2 separate regions of the Homo sapiens genome follow, and region 2 is linked to region 1. Evidence: read pairs that join two places in POLR2A ChIA-PET (ENCODE). Cell type or tissue: B cell. All regions are shown on one strand. Links, peaks and the distances in the headings refer to the core of each region. The heading gives the core; the rest is flanking DNA.

The links. ChIA-PET counts read pairs that join two places held together with the same protein. Peaks named below come from ENCODE experiments on the same cell type or tissue, not always from the same donor. Only the 100,000 strongest peaks of a DNase experiment are listed, where the experiment ranks them.
Region 2: POLR2A ChIA-PET joins it to region 1 with 11 read pairs; 4 of 35 experiments call an interaction of 5 or more read pairs at or near these places.

The regions. Positions count from the first base shown.
Region 1 is chr1:8,648,357-8,657,683 of GRCh38, forward strand. It overlaps RERE (arginine-glutamic acid dipeptide repeats), which reads right to left. Exons shown (of 23, transcript NM_001042681.2): 2 at 7,617-8,085. The coding sequence starts at 7,941. Among named protein-coding and RNA genes, the nearest start is that of SNORD128, 160 kb to the left of the region's middle. RefSeq lists an enhancer at 3,687-3,766. In B cell, for the core only: no CTCF peak of the experiment used is centred there; a DNase peak (open chromatin) is centred at 5,685; H3K27ac peaks cover 2,141 bases.
Region 2 is chr1:8,592,808-8,602,134 of GRCh38, forward strand. All of the region lies in intron 4 of RERE (arginine-glutamic acid dipeptide repeats), which reads right to left. Among named protein-coding and RNA genes, the nearest start is that of SNORD128, 100 kb to the left of the region's middle. RefSeq lists an enhancer at 5,625-6,124. In B cell, for the core only: no CTCF peak of the experiment used is centred there; no DNase peak of the experiment used is centred there; H3K27ac peaks cover 618 bases.

The sequences.
Region 1 (9,327 bases), core at 701-8,700:
AAGTAGCTGGGACTACAGGAGCACACCACCAAGCCCGGCTAACTTTTGTATTTTGAGTAGAGACAAGGTTTCGCCATGTTGCCCAAGCTGGTCTTGAACTCCTGGGCTCAATCTACCTACCTACCTCCACCTCCCAAAGTTCTGGAATTACAGACGTGAGCCACTGCACCTGACCTATAGTCATTTACTTTAAATAGGTTTTAGAAATAACGTATATTCCATTTTTATTCAAACTAGATCCTCAGGTTTCATTTTGCCTAGTTTGAATTTTTTCCAGCTTAAATTCCATTTGCATCAAAAGAAAATAACACTTAAGTGATCAAAGTAAACAATTCTAGTTTCCAGGGCATTTTTCCTCAAAATTGTCAAATAAAATGGTCAAATATTTTGCATCACCTAAGATTTCACAAACCACAAACTTATATACATAAATACATGTTTTGCACTATGTTCATGAAAGTAGAAGGAACACATATTCTAGGACTATAGGGTAAATAGGACAATCAAACAAAATTATCAGTTAATATGACAAAATGTTAAAAAATTAATACATACTTTTGAAAAAAAAAATACATTTCATTATCCAAATAGCAAGCAATACCAATATGCCAAAATAAAAAAAAAAATCTCACAATAATATGAAGTTAGTTTTTTAACCAGTTCTACCTACACCAGAAATAAAGGAATCAAATTTCCTAGAACCTAACTGAAAACAGTAGAAAGAAATTAATATGCCACCTACAGCAAACTCCAGAAATCAATATCCTATGCTAAAGAAGCCCAGAAGGAAAATCTGGCTGCACACAGCTGTGTAATAAATCAATTTGTTACCGTGACAGTCATCTCAAAACAGGAGTAATGGCTGACAGACAACAAAGAAGTTAGATCTGACTCAAGGACAATATACAATAGAGCCCCACAAGGTTTTTGTTTTGGTTTTATTTTTAAACAAGTCTGTTAAATCATTCATTGGGAAGTAATACAAAACAGACTTCCAGAAGTCTTATTCTAATTTTAACATCATCAATGAGTCAATAATTTTTTTTAATGTTTCTAGAAATTTCTTTATTCAACAAATATTATGGAATACAGGCTGGGCGCGGTGGCTCTCACCTGTAATCCCAGCAGTTTGGGAGGCCGAGGTGGGCAGATCACTTGAGGTCAGGAGTTCGAGACCAGCCTGGCCAACATGGTGAAACCCTGACTCTACTAAAAACACAAAAATTAGCCGGGCGTGGTGTCACACGCCTGTAATCCCAGCTACTCTCGAAGATGAGGCAGGAGAATCACTTGAACCCAGGAGGCGGAGGTTGCAGTGAGCTGAGATTGCACCACTGCACTCCAGCCTGCATGACAGGGCAAGACTCCGTCTCAAAAAAAAAAAAAAAAATGTATATATATTATGGAATACACACTATGTGTACACTATTGTCAGTAGATGGCAGGAATTCAATGATGAGTGGGGGAAAATAAGAATTGCTGTTTTTTTGGAGAAGGGAGACTTATTAATCCTAATAAAATTATTACTGTTCTAAGTGCTAGAAGAAAAGATACAAAAAAGGCTATAACAGTATTTATTAAGGAAATGTATTTGACTAACCTGGGAGAAAGGCAGTGACACTGGGGTGGCAGAGCTTAAGAAAAGATAAGAATTAAGTGTGTTACCGAGACGAGAAGAGCAAGTGCAAAGGCCCCGAGGCAGGCGGGAACATGGGCAGTGTAAGTAACAAAATCTATTATGCTGAGCTCCTAAGGACAAAATTAAGGTAATCCCAGAGTTTAGCAGCAAAGGTGAAAAAGACCTGGTTGTGACAACGCATGAGATTAAACCGTAGTGATAAATTCTAAATAATATTTAATTTCTCCATAAGATCACATGCTTCTAAACACTAAACAATTTAAATATAGCTTGGGACAGAAAAGTATGATTATATGAAAGCCTACCTTTATCCTCAAAGTATCCCTGCTATGCTCATTCTCAGTGACATTTCGAGAGGTCCCTATAATTTATACTTATTCTGAGTAGTAAAACCAATTCAGAGATGTAGAAAGCAATAAATATTTGAAAAATCTTAATTTGTGCTTTATATCCCATAGAAATAAATGAGTATTAAAGATCTATTCACTTGGAAGCGGTGGTTCACGTCTGTAATCCCAGCACTTTGGGAGGCCAAGGTGGGTGGATCACCTGAGGTCAGGAGTTCGAGACCAGCCTAGCCAATGTGGTAAAACCCTGTCTCTACAAAAAATACAAAAATTAGGCCAGGAGCAGTGGCTCACGCCTGTAATCCCAGCACTTTAGGAGGCCGGGGCGGGCAGATCACAAAGTCAGGAGATCGAGACCATCCTAGCCAACATGGTGAAACCCCGTCTCTACTAAAAACACAAAAATTAGCTGGGCATGGTGGCACGCGCCTGTAATCCCAGCTACTTATGAGGCTGAGGCAGGAGAATCGCTTGAACCCAGGAGGCGGAGGTTGCAGTGAGCCGAGATCGCACCACTGCCCTCCAGCCTGGCGACAGAGTGAGACTCCATCTCAAAAAAAAATAAAAATTAAATTAAATTAAATAAATAAATAAATAAAAATAAATTAGCTGGGTGTAGTGCCACGTGCCTGTAATCCCAGCTACTCAGGAGGCTGAGGCAGGAGAATTGCTTGAACCCAGGAGGCAGAGGTTGCAGTGAGTTGAGATCTCACAACTGCATCAAGCCTGGGCAACAGGCTGAGACTACGTCTCAAAAAAAAAAATCTACCATTTAAAAACTAGTAATTTGGCCAGATGCAGTGGCTCATACCTATAACCCCAAGACTTTGGGAGATGGAGGCAGGAGGATCACTTGAGGCCAGGAGTTCAAGACCAGCCTGAATAACATAGCAAGACCCCATCTCTACAAAAAAATTGTTAATAGGCCAGGTGTAAGCACACCTGTAGTCCTAGCTACTCAAGAGGCTGAGGCAGGAGAAGCAATTGAGCCCAGGAGTTCGAGGATGTGGTTAACTATGATCACGCCACTACCCTCCAGTCTGAGCGACAGAGTGAGACTCTCTGTTTTTTTTTAAGCTAGTAATCCATTGAAGATATCCTTTACAACATTCTCCACAGATCCTAAGCTTTTAAGATACAACTAAGCACACAGGATCTCTGCAAGTGGGTGAGGATAATGGTTTTTCATCACTAACAAAGGATGTTATTGTAGTAGTTTATATCAAGAAAGTAAAAGACCAGGTGCAGTGGCTTAGGCCTATAATCCCAGCACTTTGGGAAGCCAAGGCAGGAGGATGACTTGAGCCTGGGAGGTCAAGGCTGCAGTGAGCTGTGATCATACCACTGACAGCCTGGATGACAGAGCAATACCCTGTCTCAAAAGAAAAAAAAAAAAAATCAGGAAACAAAACAAAGGAAAGAAAAAACTCAACCCCCATCTGGGAATCTAATCACAGTACTCTGCTGGTTTTTTTGGTTTTGTTTTTTGTTTTTTAAGAGACAGTCTTGCTCTGTCACCCAGGCTGTAATATAATGGCATGTAGTTCACTGCAGCCTTAAACTCCTGGCCTCAAGTGATCCTCCCACCTGAGACTCTCAAAGTGCTGGGATTACAGGTGTGAGCCACCTTGCCCAGCCCAGCACCCTACTTCTGATTCTTCAGTTTAAGTAACCCTAAAGAACAGACAATATTTAACAAATACTCATTTAGAGAAAAAGCTGTTTGGAGAAGGCAGCTAACTCAGCTTCAAATCCATCACCAAAACGAAAGGAAACCACTGAGAAGGTCAAAGACAGTCTCCTTACCAAATAGACATCCACTGGACCTGGCAGGATGCAAAGGCACAGCCCCCACTCAAGCAAAAGGGTGCCTCACATGGAGCTGTCTTGCTCTGGGTGCCACGGAAATCTTCCAAACCATGTGTGGCCTTTATAGATCCTTCATAATACACTTAGCTTTCAGAGACAGCATACCTTTCTCACATGTCACAAAGGTTTTCAGATTCACTGAAACACTACCAGCCTCCACAAATACATAGTTCTTGCCCAAGCACTTTAAGAACCATTCTGTAAATAAGTCCTTAGCAATCTCCCTTCACATATTCTTCCAGACTCAAGAAGGGAGGTGTATTAGTCCATTCTCACGCTGCTATAAAGAACTGCCTCAGACTGGGTTATTTATAAAGGACAGAGGTTTAATTGATCCACAATTCCACAGGGCTGGGGAGGCCTTAGGAAGCTTACAATTATGGTGGAAAGAGAAACAAACACATCCTTCTCATATGACAGTAAGAGAGAGAAGGGCTGAGCAAAGGTGGAAAGGCCCCTTATAAAACCATCATATCCTGTGAGAACTCACTCACTATCATAAGAACATGATGGCGGAAACTGCCCCCATGATTCATTTATCTCCACCTAGTCCCGACCTTGACACGTGGGGATTATTACAATTCAAGGTGACATTTGGGTGAGGACACACAGCCAAATCATTATCAGGAGGACTTCCTATAATCATAGTTCACCACGCCCAGCTAATTTGTAAAAATTTCACTACAATCATAGAGCACTGCAACCTTGACCTCCTGTGCTCAAGAGATCCTCCCACTTCAGTCTCACAAGTAGCCGAGACTAAAAGCACACGCCACTGTGCCCAGATCCAAGACTGTTTGTGGTTTGTTGGTTTATTTCTATTTTTAGGGAGATACTCAGCAGAAACAGGGTGCCACAGTCCCATAAATGGGAAAAATAGCCGGTGTTTTTCATGTTAAAGAGGTTTCCTTAACTGTCGGGCTTCTTGGAGTCACTAATTCTGACTCTCTCATGAGGGAGACTGTACAGGCAGCATTTTCCACACATATTTGACTACTATTTTTGGTGAAATGTCCCCACTGACACCAGAATAACGTTCCATATTATAAATGCTGAGAAAGGTTAGCATTCAATACTGCACAAGGCAGCTTGCCTTTTGACAGTGATCCAAACTGTATTACCACATTAAATTGTTATCAAGAGAAAGGATAATAAAAAAGTAAATCTTTCCTTATACTGAAGTTATCATAATGTAATCTATATCTAAAAGAGTTGGCCAGGCGCGATGGCTCACGCCTGTAATCCCAGCACTTTGGGAGGCCGAGGCGGGTAGATCACGAGGTCAGGAGATCGAGACCACGGTGAAACCCCGTCTCTACTAAAAATACAAAATATTAGCTGGGCGCAGTGGTGGGCGCCTGTAGTCCCAGCTACTGGGGAGGCTGAGGCAGGAGAATGGCGTGAACCCGGGAGGCGGAGCTTGCAGTGAGCCAAGATCGCGCCACTGCACTCCAGCCTAAGCAACAGAGCGAGACTCCACCTCAAAAAAAAAAAAAAAAAAAAAAGGGTTAACATGTTTTGTTCCTTTCCCATGATTTAGATGTGCGTACGCCCTAAACAAGCAATCTGTGGTAACTCTGAGAGATTCTTCAGTCACTAAGAAATTCTTACTGCCCAATAGCTGAGTCTACATCAAAGATAAATACAGACAGTACTGTAACCTACACACATCATTTAATCGTTACAGCAGATTTCTAACTGCTCTAAAACCTCCACTCTGATCAATTTATATCACACAAATACCTTCTCAGTTAATCTCCAACCAAGAAATTGTAGCTGTGAATGCAAATTTGTCTGTATTAAGTTCTAGCACTGACTTTTTTTTTTTTTGCGGGGGGGAGGGGTGGAGACAGGGTTTTGCTCTGCTGCACAGGCTGCAGTGCTATGATGTGAACGGGGCTTACTGCAGCCTTGCCCTCCTGAGCTCAAGGGATTCTTCTACCTCAGCCTCCTGAGTAGCTGGGACTGCAGTCTCATCACACTCCCAGCTAATTTTTTACTGTTTTGCAGAGATACGGTCTCACTATGTTGCCCAGGCTGGTCTCCACACTACTCAAGCAATCCTCCCGCCGCCTCAGCCTCTCAAAGTGCTGGGATTACAGTCATGAGCCACCGTGCCCAGCCCCACTGACATCTTTTGAAATTTAAAAAACTCCTGTGTGGGAGAATGAAAATCTGGAACTTGACGTGAAGTTCATAACAGTAACAGCATTCCTCAGTAAAATGATTGTTCCAGATTATGGACATAACACAGTGAAGTATTTTAATCTCCTTCTCAGAAAAACATAAAAATGGGCAGCTTTAATCTGCTAATTACATCTCATACAAAATTCATGTCACTCTTCAACAGTAAAAGTAACTCAAACAAAATGATTTCACCTAGGTTTTACTGGCTTCTGTAAGAAAGGATCTTGTTTTGTTTTTTTTTGTTTTTTTTTTTGAGACAGGGTCTTGCTCTGTTGCCCAGGCTAGAAAGCAGTGGTGCAATCATGCTTCACTACAGCCTCGACCTCCCAGACTCAAGTGATGCTCCTGCCTCAGCCTCCTGAATAGCTGGGACTACAGGTGTGTGCCACCAGGCCCAGCTAATTTGTAAAAATTTTTTGTAAAGATGGGGGTCTCACTACGTTGCCCAGGCTGGTCTTGAACTCCTGAGCTCAAGCAATCCTTCTGTCTCCGCCTCCCAAAGTGCTGGGATTACACTGTGCCCAGCCTAAAAAAGGTGTCTTAATACACACAATACATCAAATGAAAAGGAAAGGCTTTGCTAGTGTTCAACAGGTTTTGACTCACTTGTTTCCCTGATCTCATCTAAAAGTTGAGTCTGTCTTTTTTTGAGCAATGCTATAAGCCACAATATACTGGTGTGACCATAATACATTTTCTGGAAAACCAAGCAGGTTAGATGACTACTTCTATTATTGTTGATTAGAGAGCCTGAAGCTCAAATTTTTGGAAAAGGAAGTTAGCAGGAGCAATACATCTCTGATCTTCAGGGCTTTTTTTTTTTTCTGAGACGGAGACTCGCTCTGTTGCCCAGGCTGGAGTGCAGTGGTGTGATCTCGGCTGACTGCAACCTCCACCTCCTGGGTTCAAGCAATTCTCCCGTCTCAGCCTCCCAAGTAGCTGGGATTAGAGGTGCACACCACCGAGCCCAGCTAATTTTTGTATTTTTAGTAGAGACAGGGTTTCATCATGTTGGTCAGGCTGGTCTCGAACTCCTGACCTCAGGTCACCACCCGCCTCAGCCTCCCAAAGTGCTAGAATTGCAGGCGTGAGCCACCATGCCTGGCCTAAAGGCCATTTTTAAAAAGTACCTCTCTAGAGTCTGGTCGATCCTGTCCCAAGGTAAAATTTCCTGTTTCCAAGAATCTTAAGGTTTACTTGTCTCCACCAAGCAGTCAATTCTGCAGGGTCACCACAGTCTCATTTATGATTGAAGATTAAAAAGCAAGCATGAATTCAAAAGACAAAAAAATACTAAGCAGATGGTCCAGTTAGAGAACAAGCAGCACAGGAAAATAAGAAAAGAACTCATGAATGCATAAACCAGGACACAAGAGCAAATTAAGGCAGACACAAGCAAGAAGTGGGTGAACCTAACTGACCAAAAGTGGGTCACATGTTTACCAAATTAAGTTTCCTACTCTTCTAGATTCCAAGCCTTCCTTAAAGTGTACAAAGCGTATTTATTTCACCATAATGCCAAGATCATTCCCCCACTGTAAACATTGGCAAGACCCAAACGTAAGGCTCCTTACCTCCTGGTCTGTAGACCACATCATCTTCAGTGATGTAGGATGTTATCTCACCGGTATCTGTCCTTTCATAACGAGACTTTTTTTTCGGTGGTTTCTTCTTATTCTTCTTCGTGGACTCCTCTGCGGTGGCACTATTGTTGTCATTGTCCTCGTCTTCACTGTGATCACTCTCAGCATAATTTTTGGCTCCTCCTTCCAAGGTACAGCTCCGGCGTGGCCTTGAATTCTCACTCTCTCTTGCTTTGTCTCTTTTCTCTCTCTCTCGGTCCCGGTCTCGGTCCCGGTCCTTCTCTTTGTCTTTGTCTTTGTCTTTGTCCGCTGTCATGATTCGCCACGTGCCTTCTTCTGTCCTCTCACGGCTAGGCCTCCGTGAAAGGTAGACAGTAAGCCTGGGCTTCAGTCTTCTGAATTTCTCACTCAATTCCAGGGAAAATCCAACCACTCCAACAACCCCAACGTTTCAAAAATGCTAGGAGAGAAAAAAGAATGGTTTTAACGCTTTTTCATATTTGTTTCCTAAAATAATGTTTTGTTAAATGAATCTCTTACTTATTCATGCTTTACACCTAAAAACTTCGCACAAGCCACAGGAGAAAAATTAAGTGTTAAAATTTAAAAACTACAGTTTTTGGTCTCAGCAAATGGTTTGGGGTTTTTTATGACACCAATAATAAAAACTGTCTGAATGCCTAAGAGTAAACTACACTTCCTCCACCTTACATGTTTTCTCCTTTTTAAAGAAAAAGCAAACCAATACCCTGGTAGACAACATATAATGGGTATTATTATACAAAAGGAGCTTCATAACTCATAATATTAATTTAAAGAGGAAAGAATCTGTAGTAAAAATTATTTCCAGGCCAGGCACTGCGGCTCATGCCTTGTAATCCCAGCATTTTGAGAGGCCAAGCCAGAAGGACCACTTGAAGCCAGGAGTTCAAGACCAACCCTGGCAACAAAGCGAGATCCCATCTCCAACATAAAATAAAATATTTCTACCTGAAAAAATAGTAATAGTTTGCAGCACTGTCAAAAATGTCTCAGGATAGGCCGGGCGCGGTGGCTCACGCCTGTAATCCCAGCGCTTTGGGAGGCCGAGGAAGATGGATCACGGGGTCAGGAGATCAAGATCATCCTTGCTAATGTGGTAAAACCCTGTCTCTACTAAAAAATACAACAAAAATTAGCTGGGTGTGGTGGCGGGCGCCTGTAGTCCCGGCTACTCAGGAGTCTGAGGCAGGAGAATGGCGTGAACCCAGGAGACGGAGCTTGTAGTGAGCCGAGATTGTGCCACTGCACTTCAGCCTGGGCGACAGAGCGAGAGACTCCGTCTCAAAAAAAAAAAAAAAAGAAGAAGAAAAGAAAAAAAAGTCTCAGGATATCGCATAGAGCACTATATTCTAAAGATATTTTCTGGCTACTTCTACAAACTCCCAGAACTTCCTTCAAGAATAAAAATAATATTTAACTCAAACGAAAGTGAGAGCTTCAGAGCAAGATTTTTCCACCTTCAGTTACATTTTACACATCTTTTCATCCTACCATTTTCAGTTATGTTCCAAGGAAAATGATCTCTCTAAAGATGTATTACTGGCCAGGCGTGGTGGCTCACACCTGTAATCACAGCACTTTGGGAGGCCAAGGCAGGGGGATCACGTGAGGTCAGAAGTTCGAGACCAGCCTGGCCAACGTGGTGAAACTCTGTCTCTAC
Region 2 (9,327 bases), core at 960-8,959, 55 kb before region 1:
GTTTGTTTAAGAAAATGAACAGAAATTCAATTCATAAATTTAGTTCTAAATCATTAAAATACAAATACATGTAAAACGTGTTGAAACTGTTCTTACCTACAATCGCCATGTAATCTCTTCTATCATTCTACTCTGTTTTGGTATTCTTCACATGTTTTTCCATCTGAGATATGCAATAGTTCTCCTAATCCCAAGAAATGGCTACAACCTTGGGGTCATTACTACTCAGGAACTGGGCTGTTTGTGGATCTCATTCTGTGCTGAATGGTGCGACTGGTTTCAGACATGTCCAACTGTGGCAGAGAGTGCTTGTTCCCCATTCAACGTCCATTCTCCCCATTTTCCATAATAACAGAGCACCTACGTTACTGGAGCACAGTAAACCAAAGTTGTTAGGCACGGCTACTGGAAAAGCTCTGGAATGGGCCTAAAATAGCTTTTGCTGTGTGCCCCTCTGATAAGGGTCAGCTGTGTCCCCACCCAAATCTCATCTTGAATTGTAGCTCCCATAATTCCCATGTGTTGTGGGAAAGAGCCAGTGGGAGGTGACTGAATCATGGGGGTGGGTCTTTCGTGTGCTGTTCTTGTGATAGTGAATACGTCTCATGAGATCTGATTGTTTTATAAAGGGGAGTTCCCCTGCACACGTTCTCTTGCCTGCCACCATGTAAAACATGACTTTGCTCCTTATTTGCCTCCTTATTTGCCATGATTGTGAGGCCTCCCCAGCCATGTGCAACTGTGAGCCAATTAAACCTCTTTCCTTTATAAATGACCCAGTCTCAGGTATGGCTTTATTAGCAGCATGAGAACAGACTAATACACCCTCCTTCAGCTGCCTGGCTGGGATGGAGGACCAGTGTCCCCCAATCCACTGCAGAGCAGTGATTTTTACAATGTTAAACGGCTAGAAAAGTTTCTAAACAGATACTTTCAGCTTCTCTATTCATCTCCTGGTGGACTGGTAGCAAACAGTCCTATTGGTGAGCCACCATTTGAATAGCACTGGTCTAGAGCATGGACTTTAGGGGCTGTGGCTCCAGCCACCATCTGGGACCATGGCGAGACCTTGAGAAGAAAACCATGCACCGGGGCAGACAGGAGGAGACTAGATACCTGAGGTTTAGGTCACTCTACCAACCCGGGGCAGCACACCCTGAAAACACCTCATTTTATATGAGAACATAGATGTTTATCTTAAACAACTACGATTTGGGGTTATATAATAAACAGCCAATCCGAACAACAACTGACGCTCCCATTTTGCAGACCACTACAAAAATGTCACAGCACTACATTATCGCTTTTTATTCTCACATGAGAATAACCCTATGAAGCATGTAGCATGGGTATTATTTTGGTTTGACAGCTATGGAAACTAATGTCCTAAAAGGTTAAATAGCTTGTCTAAAGTAACACAGCCAGCAAGTATAGACCCGCAAACAAAAGCCAGCTAGGTACCCTTTCCAAAACAACTCACCTCTCCATGAAGTGAAATCATCTCATCACGACTGTACATAAAATACGCTGTAAATGATCAGAGGTGTGTACTTACAACAAACTACATAAAATGTGTATGCCACTGGGTAGAAAGATACAACAAAAATGTCACAGTCAACTAGTTAATATAAAATCAGATTTAATGGCTACAGTGAGAATGTACTGCATTTTACAGTGGTAACAAAGCATCTGTGAAAGTAGACAGAGGCGCAGAAACCACAGACAATTTTTATAATAATTTAGCCAGCAATATAGCAAGTGAACTATGAGCAAATACTACAATATAGTCTCAACATTTGAGCCTCTACATATAACATATAGTCTCAACTAATACTAGATGTAAATACAATATATTAATAAATAATAATGTTTAAGACAGTTTGAATAATAATGTCATGGTTAATAGTAACATATTATCCTTTAGCATAAATAAGACTTCTGAGAATCACTGGCAATCAGATGCGCTCTGAACCATTCTTTTGATGGTAAAGAAGGTTGGCAGAGAGCCATCCCCACTCACTTCCAGGAGGCCCTGATGAGCAAAAGCATATTATTAAAAAGCTGCGGGGGCCAGGCACAGTGGCTCACACCTGTTAATCCCAGTGCCTTGGGAGGCCAAGGCAGGAGGATCATTTGAGGCCAGGAGCCTGATACCAGCCTGGGCAACATAGTGAGACTTCATCTCTACAAAACATTACAAAATTAGCCAGGTGTGGTGGCATGTGCTTGTGTGGTCCCAGCTACTCAAAAGGCTGAGGCAGGAGGATCGCTTGAGCCCAGGAGCTTAAGGCTGCAGTGCTCTATGATCACACCACTCATTCCAGCCTAGGTGACAGAGCAAGACCGTGTCCAAAAAAAAAAAAAAAAAGCTGCTGGTTTGGATCTACCATGTTATCTGTGACTGTGGACTAACTTTTCTTTGGGTAAAATTTCTTTGCCTATGTGGGTATCAACCATTTTATTTCATCTGAAAAAAAAAATGCTAAAGCATTTGTCCATATCCATACTTAACTGTTAAATATTAAACAGAAAAGTTATATTTATCATTAAATACCAATAAAAACTTTTCTGTTGTCCTGAATATTTTGTTACAACATTAAAAAAAGTACACACACACAAGAAAAATTCAGACAAACTTTAATGTATTTTATTATTAATGTTTTATTTTTATGTATTATTTTAATGTATTTATTTTTATGTATTTATGTATTTTATGTATTTATTTTAATGTATTATTTTAATTGTATTTTATTATGTACATATTTTCCTGTCATATTTTCCCTTCAGAAACAAACTGCCAAAGAAAAAAGATGAAAAAGCATGTTTAAGCAATATTTAATTGCTCCTAGCATTTAAACATGTTATAAAAATCCTTAAAGATCATTAGTAAAAATGAGTTCTTACAATACCTATCCACTAGTACACTATACAAAAAACAATTAATGGAAGGAGGAGTGGTTAGAGGGATGTATTGGTAGAGATATAGATATATTTTAAAAAAGGATGCATCAACTCAAATAATATAGGAAAGAAGAAATGCAATTCCCACTAACTCTGCAAATGACCCTCAAACCTTACACAGGCACAAGGCTACAATGAAGAAAGCAAGTAAGTTTTGGAGTGACTCCTTCAGGGCACTAATCCCCAAAAGTTTATACCAGCTCAGGCTTCAGCAAACTACAGGCCCACAGGCCATGTCCAGACACCACCTGGACTCTACTGATCCACTAGAAATAAAGTGATTCAGTAAAATAAAGTTTCACTGAAACACGGCTACACAGTCATGCTCATTTGTTTACAAATTGTCTATGGCTAAGTTGAGTAGTTGCCATACAGAAAATAAAACTGAAAAAACTATCTGGCCCCTAATAGGAAAAGCTTGCTGTCCCTGAGTACAAAAATAACCAATAGTAAGAATGTTCAGAATCAGCTGGCTGAGCAGCAGCAAAAAACAGGATAGCTCTCCTCTAGAAACTGGTAGGAGCAAGCTTTCTGCCTCATAAACACTTTGCTGTGTATACACATGTAGTCTTAATTCATGAGACATAAGATTTGTCTTTTAAAAAGCTGACCCAAATACAAACCATCTCCAATCAGTTTCTCAGACACAAGTCAGAATATGACATTAAAATCCAGTGAATTGCACTGATATTTTCTCTTACAGACAAACCTAGTCTGTAGGAAAATAAATTACTCTTTCTCTCTCTCTTTTAATTTAACTAAGGGTCTTGCTCTGTTACCCAGGCTGGGGTATAGTAGTACAATCATAAGCTCACTATAACCTGGACCTCCTATGCTCAAGCAATTCTCTTGTCTGTGGCCTCCCAAGTAGTTGGGACTATAGCCACAAGCTACCATGTCTGGCTTTTTTTTTTTTTTTTCTGGTAGAGACAAGGTCTTGCTAAGTTGCCAGGGCTGGTCTCAAACTCCTGGCCTCAAGTGATCCTCCCATCTCCAACTCCCCAAAGTGCTGGGATTATAGGTGTGAGCTAACACACCTGGCCAGAAAACAATTTTCTCTAATGAATTAACTGAAAAGATTTACCACACAGCGTGTCTATCTTTGGAAACAGCGCTGCCACAAGGTACCTGGTGGTGTTCAAGTACAAATCCCCCTGACCTGCAAGAAATTTCACCTTTAATAATCTTTAAGAAAGGTCAAAAGCATTAACATGACAGATGCCCAGGGCACGAGCCAATAAAAGGAAAAGTTAACTGGGTTATCTCTCTCATATGTAGTTAAAACAGCAAATGCTTAATCATTTAATTTGTACTGATGCTGATTTTTTTTTTTTTTTGAGACAGGGACTTCCTTTGTCACCCAGGCCAGAGCGCAGTGGCGTGATCGTGGCTCACTGCAGCCTCAGCATCCCAGGTTCAACTGATCCCTCTGGCCTCAGCCTCCTAAGCAGCTGGGACTAGAGGTGTGTGCCACCATGCCCAGCTAATTTTTATATTATTTATAGTGACGGGGTTTTGCCATGTTGCCCAGGCTGGTCTCGAACTCCTGAACTCAAGCAATCCACCCGCTGCCTCAGCCTCCCAAAGTGCCAGGATTACAGGTGTGAGCCACTGTGCCCAGCCCCTGATGCTAATTTTTAAATGGACATTTGAATTCTCAAAGAAATTTGTGTTGCCTCTTGTCAAACCAGGTCACTGAAATGATAACCCACACAATAAGCCAATGAGAAGGAAAAAATATATGGGATTGGAAAACAGAATGAAAATCAACATTAAAATTCCATAATTAAAACACGCAGATAGAAAAGAATTTATCTGACAACGTGCTAAGAACCCCCTGTCCTGTGTTTGCTGTCATGGGGAGGGAAGAATGTCTGCAGCACAGGCTTTCCCAGTCTGATTCACAGCCCTGTTATATATGAATGTGCACACTCGAAACAAGATCTGATCTGGACAATAGTCAAGTCTCTAAAAGCAAGGGAGTTCAATTAATTTTTTAAATAAACATTTCACTGGATTTTTTTTTTTTAATGATCAATCCTGTTGACAGTTTTCCCGTCCATCTTCCAGAAGAACTCACTACTCAACCAACTGCCTGGTATTCAGCTGTGACTGTGAGGATGGATAACTATATTTCCTTAAGAAATAGCAGGAAGGTATCTCATCCAAGCAGAAAATAAGACCAACAGTTGTCCAGGTCTCAGTGGTTCTGCATTTCTTCCTAAAAGAGAAATATGTCTCTAAACATCTCTTTCCCGCCTCATGGGGTTGGGGGAAGCAATATGCTCAGAAAAATTTTAACTACTCCAGGCAGCTGAATAAAACAAGCTGAAAACCCTAGATGTGTTCTCCACATTACTGTGACAGAATGCAAGTGTGTATTCGAAAGATTTCCTCGCTGGAATTATAAAGCGTACAGCAAGCCAGCCTGCTGTACTGCCACCTCGCTCTTGCTCCCAGACTCCCTCCCATGGACTAAGCAGGAACGAACATACGAGCTGTGAATCTGGTAGGGGAAACAGGAAACATCCAACCAGGAACACACTGGAGAGAAGAGAAAACAGTTAACCACCTATGAGAAGATGGCGCTGATTCCAGCAGGTGACAGGTGGGACGTGAAGGGCATTCCCGGCCCTCCAGCAGAAGCAACGTCACGGAGCTGGGTGCTGGGTGGGTTGCACCGTTCTGAGGCAGCACGGTTCTCTCCAATGACTCTCACACAGGAACCAGACCTGACTCTGTTTCTTCCAGGACGGTCCTCCCTCACTCCACAGCCTCTCATGGCAGCTGGACACCCACCAGGGCTGGATTCCACACACAGAAACCACATCCAATGCTCTGTTACTAGAAGTCGACCATCTGGATTTCAAAGACCTCTGTCTCTTTCTGTCCTTTGTTAATCAGTCTCCCTTCCCACTCAACCCTCTCCCCTCCATGCCAGAGAAAAGGATTTTTAAATCTGATGAGTTTTTCAGGGAAGCAGAAATGTGAGATTACACTGTTCTTTAGCCTCACCTCATGGTTTTGCTACAGAGATCAACGTCTTCTAACACAGCTTTGCCCATACTCTTCCTGAGGCTGAACCAAAAAATCTTTCATGAACAGTACTGTCTCCACCAGCAGAATGTAAATATACCACAGCACTGACTTCAAAACACTGAAGTAGAGAGTCTTAACTCTCCTTAGACAGAAGGCAGAAGGCTGCAAACATCCCCCAGCAGACTGCAATTGTGCTGTTCCAACTGACAAGCCCAGTAAGCACTGCCCATGACAGGACCTCCTGCAGAACTTCTCCCAGCCTGGCGGACAGCGGGGCAGGGGTCACCCTCAGAGGCTCGCCTTCTCTTTGCTCCCTAGCCATCACACTACACTGGGATGAGACACAACAAGCACCCAAATGACACAGTGACCATTTCTTTTGGTCACTGAGGTTCACGAGATGGGCTGTTTTTCTTTTTCAATCGAGGAGCTGAAATCCTACCAGCCACCTAACAATTAACAACCCCAACCCTGTCCACGGTTAAAATCAACGAAAAAAGCAAGGCCAACTTCTTGTATAACTTCCTTCATACGGGAAAAACATCAAGTTCAACGTGTGTTAATCAAGTGTCAGGTCAATGTACCACGCAAATATATTTGATGTTTTTTGCTAAGGCCAATACTAAACTGTTAAACACAGAGAATATGAGGAAAAACAAGGTTAAAAAAAGTGTATAGATGTCCAACCCTCTTTTAATAATTCCAAAAAAACACAAAGCTACTTAGGCAAAAATAAATCACAAATCTATTCAGGAGCACTGTAAAACGGAAGAGAATTATCTAAAGGGATTCACCGGCTACTGACTAATTTTAATATGAAATGCCTCACAAATCTCCCTGTGCCACCAACAAATCACCAGCTGAGGCAAATCCCAGATAATGAAACATTGTAAGAAGGGCTCTTTTTAATAGTTTAGCCCATCAAGGAGTGAGTATTGATTCTTATTTTCAGCAGAAGGAGACAGTCTTATCTCCAGCCTTACAGCTCAGTGACAACATCAGAGAATTTAATCACAGAGCCTTTTCTGCCATGCAATCCTTAAACTGTCACCTAGGATTCTGTGCCATTCCTCATCCATTTGTAGAGAAACTCCTGGTCTCACAGATGTGTCTGCCTACTTAAACCACAGTAACCATATTATATGGTTGGCTGTGTCCCACCCAAATCTGACTTTGAACTGTAATAATGCCCACGTGCCAAGGACGGGGGCTGGGTGGAGATAAATGGATCACGGCGGCGGTTTCCCTCACACTGTTCTCATGGTAGAGAATACGTCTCACAACATCTGATGGTTTCATAAATGGGAGTTTCCCTGCACAAACTCTCTTGTCTGCCACCATTTAAGATGTGCCTTTGCTTCTCCTTTGCCTTCCACCATGATTGTGAGGCCTACCCAGCCACATGGAACTGTGAGAGTCCATTAAACCTCTTTCCTTTATAAAAATCACCCAGTCTCCGTATGTCTTAATTAGTGGCCTGAGAACAGACTAATACACCATAGCAGCACTTCAAGTCCTACAGATTAAACACATCTATCTATCAATTACCATTTGCCAGCTGTTTTTCTTTAAGAATTTTTTAACAATTCATCAGATATCTTTGTGCATTTCCAACTTGTTTGTTAAGAAATCTGCTCAGTATCTTAAGAGCAGATTGAAAATCATAATAATAGCTGTGCCAATTCTCTGGACATCTGTGGATATTTGTAATATATCCAAGACAATGCCAGTAACAAAAGAAAAAGCCAGGGGGAAGTGATAGCGAAATCAGTCATTATTTCCTTATCCTGACATAGGAAGATCAGAAAGTCCCCCACCTTCCAGAGAAAATTAACCAAATACTAAAGTTAGCAGTAATATTAATTCAAAAGTGTCCCTGCATCTTTAAATACTAAAAAAGTACTCAAAACACAGAAAAAATTACACTGAAAACAAGCCAATACTTTTTTTTTTTTTTTTTTTTTTGAGACAGAATCTTGCTGTGTCACCCAGGCTGGAGTGCAGTGGTGCAATCTCGGCTCACTGCAAGCTCCGCCTCCAGGGTTCACACCATTCTCCTGCCTCAGCCTCCCGAGTAGCTGGGACTACAGGTGCCCGCCACCATGCCCGGCTAATTTTTTGTATTTTTAGTAGAGACGGGGTTTCACCGTGTTAGCCAAGATGGTCTCTATCTCCTGACCTTGTGATCCGCCTGCCTCGGTCTCCCAAACTTTTTTTTTTTTTTTTTTTTGAGACAGAGTCTTGCTATGTCAGCCAGGTTGGAGTGCAGTGGTGTGATCTTGGCTTGCTGCAACCTCCACCTTCTGGGTTCAAGCAGTTCTCCTGCCTCAGCCTCCCAAGTTGCTGGGATTACTAGCGTGCGCCACCATGCCCGGCTGTTTTGTATTTTTAGTAGAGATGGGGTTTCACCATGTGGGCCAGGCTGGTTTCCAACTCCTGACCTCCAGTGACCCACCCTCCTCAGCCTCCCAAAGTGCTGGGATTACAGGGATGAGCCACCATGCCTGGCCAAGCCAATACTTTTTAATTCAAGTACAAATCAAACTACATCACTGAGAGGAATGTTCCCCAATCCAGTTACACTACCCTACTATCCATTATCACTGTTGCTGTGAATAATTAGTACCCCCTTCCAGGGAGTGGGGGGTACAGACCACGTGACAGTGGGTGTCACTGTGGTGACAAGACTGTTTGAGAGTGGGAGGTGGGAGCAATCATTTATGCTGGTAATTTGCCTTAAGATGTTATTCCCAAACATCCTTCCATGATCCTTTGGATTGAGATACCTTAATCCCAACTGCCTTCATGTCCAAGGTCACCACACACACACACACACACACACACACACACACACACACACACACATCTTCCTTCCATGATCCTTTGGATTGAGATACCTTAATCCCAACTGCCATCATGTCCAAGGTCAACACACACACACACACACACACACACACACACACACACACAAACACACACACAGACACACATCTTCTATTAGAGAGAACCGAAGGCATTTGACAGCTGCCTTTTTAGGTCCTTCTGCCTTTCCATCCAAACTATCCATCGTTAACAAGGCCCTATGGCAGTGCAGCAGCGCTCTCCATTCTAATCAGGCATCGAAGAGAAACTTCACTGTCTGTAGGCTGCAACCAAGGGCAGCAGCCTCACAACAAAAGTGCACCCTTTGTGTGGCAATCATTTACCTGTTGTAAAAGCACAGTACCCTTCTCTCTAATAAAAATTCGAAAGGCCAAAAATCAGCATTACATAATGGCCAAACATAAAGAAATGAAAAGCAGTCTGGGTGCGGTGGCTCATGCCTGT